Regions from separate parts of the Homo sapiens genome. Here regions 2 and 3 are each linked to region 1. The links are chromatin loops, found by intact Hi-C in ENCODE. Cell type or tissue: PC-3. All regions are shown on one strand.

What was found. Peaks named below come from ENCODE experiments on the same cell type or tissue, not always from the same donor. Only the 100,000 strongest peaks of a DNase experiment are listed, where the experiment ranks them.
Region 2: it touches region 1 in a loop (2.9-fold over the local background); 5 of 110 quality-filtered maps call a loop at or near these places.
Region 3: it touches region 1 in a loop (10-fold over the local background); 64 of 110 quality-filtered maps call a loop at or near these places.

What each region holds. Positions count from the first base shown.
Region 1 is chr14:80,054,861-80,057,360 of GRCh38, forward strand. No RefSeq gene overlaps it. Among named protein-coding and RNA genes, the nearest start is that of DIO2-AS1, 160 kb to the right of the region's middle. RefSeq lists a silencer at 1,366-1,660. In PC-3, CTCF peaks have their summits at 1,520 (motif pointing right) and 1,720; a DNase peak (open chromatin) is centred at 1,531; H3K4me3 peaks cover 413 bases; H3K27ac peaks cover 889 bases.
Region 2 is chr14:78,958,384-78,960,883 of GRCh38, forward strand. The region is part of intron 11 of NRXN3 (neurexin 3); the gene reads left to right. Among named protein-coding and RNA genes, the nearest start is that of NRXN3-AS1, 120 kb to the right of the region's middle. In PC-3, CTCF peaks have their summits at 1,503 (motif pointing right) and 1,704; a DNase peak (open chromatin) is centred at 1,488.
Region 3 is chr14:80,849,127-80,851,626 of GRCh38, forward strand. All of the region lies in intron 9 of CEP128 (centrosomal protein 128), which reads right to left. Among named protein-coding and RNA genes, the nearest start is that of CEP128, 91 kb to the right of the region's middle. In PC-3, a CTCF peak has its summit at 1,290; no DNase peak of the experiment used is centred here.

The DNA.
Region 1 (2,500 bases):
AGCCTTGATTTCTCCTGGTTGTTCAATGTCCCTGGACGTATTTATTAACGCCTTCTTTTGTACTTTGAAACCCATTTTAGCACTAATCATTTCACTACCTTTGTCTTTTCTCTACCAAGTTTTAACTGATGTGGAATATTTTTACTCTATGCTCTTCTTTTTAGGCATGTCAAGCAAGAATTTTGCTCTCTCATCAGTCCTCTGTGATAGTACATTGAATGTGTCATGCAATTAGCATTGCTGTTTTTCAGAAGAATTGAAGCACTATCCTGATAATTTGGTTCTGAGCTTCACTTCTGCCTGAAATGTCTAGATAATTGCAGCATATGTGGGTGTTGTGAGGTTTTTTTCTGCTTGAATTATCCAAATAATTGCTTTAATTCTCCACTTTGCCTTACATATAGAGACACAAAGAAAGTGGATCAAGAAAATGGAGGAACCACGGGAATTTTTTTGTGGAATCCTTATTCTGTGCAAGGCTATGATCTGATTGCCTTCTCTTCTGAAAGGAAGTGCCTTCTGGTCACCAATATGTCACTTGCCTGGTATCTCTATTTTGAGTATTTCTCTCTGTGTGAACTGCTGCTTAGCTGGCCAGGACTCAAATGGTTTCTTACATAACCCAGGATATTTTCTTAGATTCTCTTCTATGAGTCAGTGAATCATAATATTCAGGGCATATCAGAGATAAAAGAAGTCCAGAACATCAACCACCTCTCAACCTCTGACCACTGACCCCACCATTATATAGATGTAGTCATTGAGACCTAAAGGGGTAATGTAAATATATACGCTTTCATAGAAAATCGGTGCAGAAGCAGGAACAAACAAACACAGGATGTATGCTAACTGTGGACCAAAAACAAAATGAAAACTCCAAAACTGATTTTACTTATCTTTTCCCTAAATGCAAATAAAGCTCACAATATCAGTTGAGTCATCTATAAAACATGATTTAGGGAAAACTGGACGAGTGACAACAGAGGCTCTCTCCATCTCTTCCCAAGGCGGTACTCTCCCCTCTTTTGTTGAGTAATGTAGGGTAGAGAAAAAAATAAAACAGACCTACATAATTCCTCCAGAAAAGGGGACGGCACCTGAAAGCAAGAAGTATGTCTCCTTCCTCTTCTTCATCCTCTGCAGAGTTGTTCAAGAAGTCAGCTCTCAGGCACCAGCTAAAACTCTGGAGCCAGCACAACTCCAATTTTGGAAACTACCATTATGGAAAGAAGAAAGTGAGCACAGCCGTGAGAGGTCTATGGCTCCGAATATGGAACTCTTCATCCTCTCAAACCTTTCTCCAGCTTCCATAGAAGACTTCATCTTCTTATCTCTATTATCATTTTCCTGCTCAGTGAAAGTTGCTCTTCTACCTCCACCCCCAGGCCTGGGGTGTGTGTGTGTGTGTGTGTGCTCCTTTGCAACTCAGCTCTAGGTGTCCAAGCAAAAGCTTGAGTTTTGCCGTCTCTTCCTTCAGCTTGGGATTCCTGTGGAAGGAATTGCTGACAGTGAACACTGCCCACCACTAGAGAGCAGTCAAAGCCAACATTTTCCTGGGCAAAAACTTCTAAGAAGTTGTTTTCAAAGGAGCCAGGTTCTCTTGGTCCTCTCTTTCCCTCTCTCATCTTTCTCAGGGCGGAGCACCCTGTCGGTCTCCTTCACAAAGGCATATTCTACATGTCTATTTAGACATTATGGGCGCAATGAACACTGTGTTAATTCTGCCAGAGAAGCCATTGTCAAAAACGTTTGTTCTTGAAATCTTCATGTTTTTACCCCATCAGCACAAACACAGCATCAAGCTGACCTAGGTGAATCATAAAATGTTGAAAATAAAGGCAATCTTGCAGTTAAAAAAAGAGTTATCTTCATAAATCCATAAAGGAAACAAAATCAGACCTTGGTTGATTCTTCCCTAACCCTCTTTAGTGAGACTAACAGCAGACAAACCTAAGCAGGGTCCTATGCACATCTTCAGATATGCTTTATTCCTTCAGACAACATGCTTTTTCCAACCTTAATGAAGAGAACAATTGTGCCTCATATAGGCTGTCTTTCAAATTTCAGTAGGTCCATGTCTACATTATTTAACTTACTTTAATGAACAGTAAAAGAAAATAATTATTGCAGATTGGCCTGTTAGTGTGCAGGAAGAATCCTCTAGTCTACTAGACTGGAAGGTGAAGAAAGGGAAAAAGAACTTCTGGAAGGAAAGGTAGCTGGATTCACATTCACTCTGGATTCAACCTTAGATTTACATTTGAATCATGTCTTTGCCACTTGCTTAAGTGTAACCTCAGGCAAGTTACTTAAGTTCTCTCTAAATCTTAGTTTCTTCCTCTGTAAATTGGAGGTCATAAGTGTTTTCATCAAATAGCATAGTTTTAAGAATTAAAAGAACAGTGTATGTAAAGCACTTAATAAAGATTTGCTGTTATTGTTCAGGAAGAGAACTTTGTGACTTATTTCTGACTTCTTCCTCTATTGCTTTATTTCTATA
Region 2 (2,500 bases), 1.1 Mb before region 1:
CTTGCTCTGTCGCCCAGGCTGGAGTGCAGTGGCGCGATCTTGGCTCACTGCAAGCTCTGCCTCCCGGGTTCACGCCATTCTCCTGCCTCAGCCTCCCGAGTAGCTGGGACTACAGGTGCCTGCCACCACGCCTGGCTAATTTTTTGTATTTTTAGTAGAGATGGCGTTTCACCGTGTTAGCCAGGATGGTCTCCATCTCCTGACCTCCTGATCCACCCGCCTCGGCCTCCCAAAGTGCTGGGATTACAGGCGTGAGCCATCGCGCCAGGCCTTACATGCTATATCTTATAAGTCTTCCCTCTCTGATATTCTAGAGCAGGACACATCTATGAAGCAGAATTCTTATCCATATGGGAAAGAAGATTTGGGGCAGCATGGGGTATTACATGAAACACTGTTGCCATCAGATCTGGGCCCTGACGTTAACTTGCAGGACGTTAGGAAAGTTAACATTCCTGGGCCTTGTCAAATGCAGTCAGTGGCCTAAGCCATCTCCATGGTTTCTTCTGTGAATAAGACAGTCAGTAGCCCTGGGGGTCTAATATAATCATTGCCACTAAAATATTTTATGCCTTTGAGATAGATATACTAAACCTCTTTTTCCTAATTTCCTCATTTTTAAAATTGATATTCTATTATTTCTATGGCCTTTCCAGCATGAATATTCTGTAATTTGGGGTCTTATAATTTAATTTTATATTCATGAGCCTGAGTTTCTATACTTCTGGAATCAGGAAATATAGTAAGATATGTACGTGCATGTACAGGTGTGTGTGTGTAGAGAAGGATAGCCTGTGGATTAAGGAAGAGCGTCTAGGCACATATCCAGTGCCCAGTAGGCATTAGAAACTGTTAGCTGTGTTAAGCATATCAGCTCCTTTAATCTTCTATCATTCACTATAGCCTTTAAAGGTAAGTGTTCTTAATGCCATTTAAAGGAAGCATAAAACTTTGAGAGCGTTGTATAATTAAGCTCCAAATCCATGTCAGTGTGATTCCACAAAATCATTCTGCTTGCTGTACTTCAAAATCCATCATAAGAAAATAATTTATCTTACAATATGGGAAAAATATAATGGAATGGGTTGGAGTGAGGTAGGGAATGCATTAGCTTATTAAAGTCTCCTAAGAAACTTACAGGAGGTAGGCCACAACACTTGACCTCTCCCTCACAAAAACAAAGACAAACAGAACCACCACAACAATTACCCAAAACACTTCGATTACACATAGACATAACTCAGAAGCGGGAGGTGAAGTTCCTGGTCTACGTGCCTGGAGCATAAATTTGCATTCTGAAATGAACATTTTAAAAGAGATGTACAAATGGTTACACTATTTAGCGCCCGCAGCCAACCTGAATTAATTATTCAAGAACTGTATGAACTGTTGGTGCATCTGGATCCTGCAAAGGATAAGTCACACATCTGTTGCTCACTCCTCTGGGCTTGTCTCTGAAGGGTGATGGGATTCACAGCCGCTTCTGAAAAGCAGCCACTAGATGGCGACCTCACCCTGATCTCTCCTGACAGTGAGTTCGTTTCATTTTCCCTGGAAAATAAATGCTCCAAAAGTATAGTCATAAAGAACTACAGAGCTGAGGGTACTATAATGTGTCTCTCTCAGTCATTATTCTTTTATGAAAACTTTGGAATAAAGCTATTTGTAAATTGCACTTTCTTTTACCACTAATAATTAAAAAGCAGGGCCAAGTCACGAAATGCCATTATCCAGTAATTTGATTTTTTGAAATTAATGAAACGCTTTCATTTTCAGACGTGTCCCCCCAACCCCCCGAACTTCACTGCTGATGGAAGAAAGCAGCCAGAAGGATAAAGAAATTTGAGAGGGGAAAAGTGCTGTTTTGCTTATGAGTTACAATCTTGGGTTGCTTTTTATAGTGATAAGGGGTTGGGAAATTTTAATTTTAGTTCACAGAAGTCATAAAATCAGGCAATGAAACTAAAATACCCACAGTCCTCAAGTTATTAAGTAGTATCTCATTGGCTTATTTAGTAATCCCTTTAATGTTCTTTAAGGCCCCCCTAGTGTGTCCAATTTCAGCTAGTTTATAGAAATGATGTAAAGAATAGGTCTGGCTCACAAGAAATCAAAAGCAAGGATAGAAATATTCCTCAACCTTGTGTTTATCATTTATTGTAATGTGATTGTGTTCTTGGAAAAGCATTAAGTTCGGGTGACAGTTAATAATAATTGATTGATCTATGTTTCTATTATTAAGAATACATTACTATACCAAGCATAACTTGAGTTATACTCCTCAGAATTGGGGCCTAATGCTGCATGAACTGCCTCCTCTGCCTAGAACTTCTTGCTAGTACAAAAACTTGCCCTTGCTAGTAGAAAAATTTGACTACACTGGTTCTTGTTGACTTTTCCTGTCCTTACCTACATAGCATGTATAGCACCAAGCTGTAAAAAGTCATTTTGCAAAATTTTCCATTTAAAATGTATTTCTCATAGTAATTTTTAAAAACTT
Region 3 (2,500 bases), 790 kb after region 1:
CTTGGTGTAAAGAACAGGAGAAAAGGAGAGGCAAAGACATAAAGGAAACATATAAAGGTTTTAAAATATAAAACAAATTATTTTATCAAGATGGTTATCTATCTGTTTAAGAAGAAACATTATAAGATGAACCACACAAAAAGAGTAAGATTTTGCACCTTCCAAACAAGTTCACAGGTCAGGAGGAGAAAGAACTGGAAACTGGGAGCTCCAGAGACCCAAGTTCGCCCACACTTTGTGGCTTTGAATCACAGCATCACTGTAACTTGATTGCCCATCCAAGACTAACACTGGCGAGGAAAGTTTCAGGATCTCATTCTCAGATAATAAACATAAAACTGTAACTTTTTTGTCACAACCATACAAAATCCATTAAACGATGAAATAATGAGGTTATAGTTCTAAATACTATCCTAATACTTGACCACAGTATGGACAAAGATATATAAGAAATAACAGCTTTTCATTTTTTGAGCAATGAATAATTAATACCACAACTTTAATATTTTTTAAAAAGGGATTTGGGGTACTTAATAGAAATACAAATTAACTAGAAACACAATGAGTCATGAGAGCTATAAAAAATGCTTTTCCAACAACTAAAGAAAAAATAGGCAAAGGATAATCTATCTGTTGGATAAACTATCCAACAGAACACCAATAGAAAATAAATATAACTGGGTAGATGGACAACAGTGTACAAAAGGAAATCACCACCAAAAACAAGAAAATAACAATTAGGAGAAAGAGGTTTAGGTCTACATAAGATGAATATTTATAGAAAGTATCTTTGGGAAAATTCTGCATGCACAGCTTCGAAATATTAAAAGTGGAAAAGGGAATGGGAATATATGATTCCCGCGAAAAAAATGCTCATATCAAATTATAATCTGTTTTACTAGATATAAATAGTTTCTTCCATAGAGGGAGGGAGGGAAGGAGGAAGGAAGAAGGGAAAAACCTGTAATCCTGAAGAGGAAGCATGAAACTATAATACAAAGGCAAAGAAATGACAGTTTTCATGATAAATACAGCAGGTGTCTTCATATAAAATACACAATGTGTCATACTTTTTAACAGCAGAGGGTAACACCGTTTCAAATTTAAATTTGTAATAACAGACAGTTAATTAGATTTTTTTCATTTGTGAGGCTAGTGCCAAGTACACTTTCAGAAAGCCCTAAGAGTTGAGAGTATACACACTATAAATAATTGTTTTTCAATAAATTTGGCCAACTTTAATAAACAGTGTCTACTACTTCACAATTAATGGTTCAATACTGACGACTAGTGGTCAAAACTTGTAGTAATTCCCTATCAAGTATTCTATGACCTTTATCAATTTATTTAAAACATTTAATGCAAATTATGTGAAAATCTAAATTAAAAGATATTGCCCTCACAAACATTCAGAAAAACACGAAGAAAAGGAATTGTATCTACAAAGTCTCTTTAAAAATTCTTTCTGTCCATTATTTGCAGTATCCCAAAAGAAAAGTCAATCAGCATTTGCTGTCAGCTCACAAAGGAAACAGTTCCATGAAATGTCACTTTATTCACGCTCACACAGCTATGTTAACATTCTTCATAAATCCATAATTAATATTTCAAAGAGGTCTACATTTAGAATGCATGTATCTGGGCATCTCCATTCTAAATTTCTTTTTCAAACTTTGTTAAACACAAAGATATCAAAAATCCAGCTGTCTTTATTAAGTTGTCAGTATAGTTTGAAAACCAGCAACCCACTATACGAAAATGTTATTTTTATAGAGTTGAATTATGTTTAATTTAACTATGATTGAATTCTTGAAGAATGTTTATGGAATTTTGAATATATCATTGTAACTACTATATAAACTTCAAATAAGTTAAAATTGTTTAACTTTTACTTTCTGTCTTCAGGAATGAGAGCAGTAGAGTAACACAAGGTATAAAAATCTTGGAGTGAAATTTACCAAGAATGTTATATGCAGCTGAACAATCACTTACATTTGGAAACGTCAATTTCTTTAGCACCTGTTCAGTGAGCTCTGTGTGATAAACCCTGTACTACCTGTCCCAGAAACAAGGGTAAACGAGATGCACAAAGCCCCTCCAATGGAGTCTACATTCTTTGGCAAAAGGCATATAATAGCATAAGCAAACAAACAATAATTATAGTTTGTGTTAAATGCTATTTTTAAAAATAGAGTAATATGATACATGACAGTGAGCAATGGAACTGAAGGGGCGATTTTAGAAGGCGAGGAGGAACGGGAAAGTTTTCCCTAAAGAGGTCACAATTGAGCCTGAGGAACGAGAAGGGAGAAAAATGTTCCAGTAAGACACTGAGAAGAATCCAATGTAGCTGGAACATAGATATCTTAGACTAATAAGTACTGTATGTTTAAAATCTTAGAACAGCTATCAAAAGAACAGAAATATAATCTACAGCTCCAAAGCAAACAGAAAGTATAAAAATGAATATATAATATACTCCACTCCAAATAGAAATGGG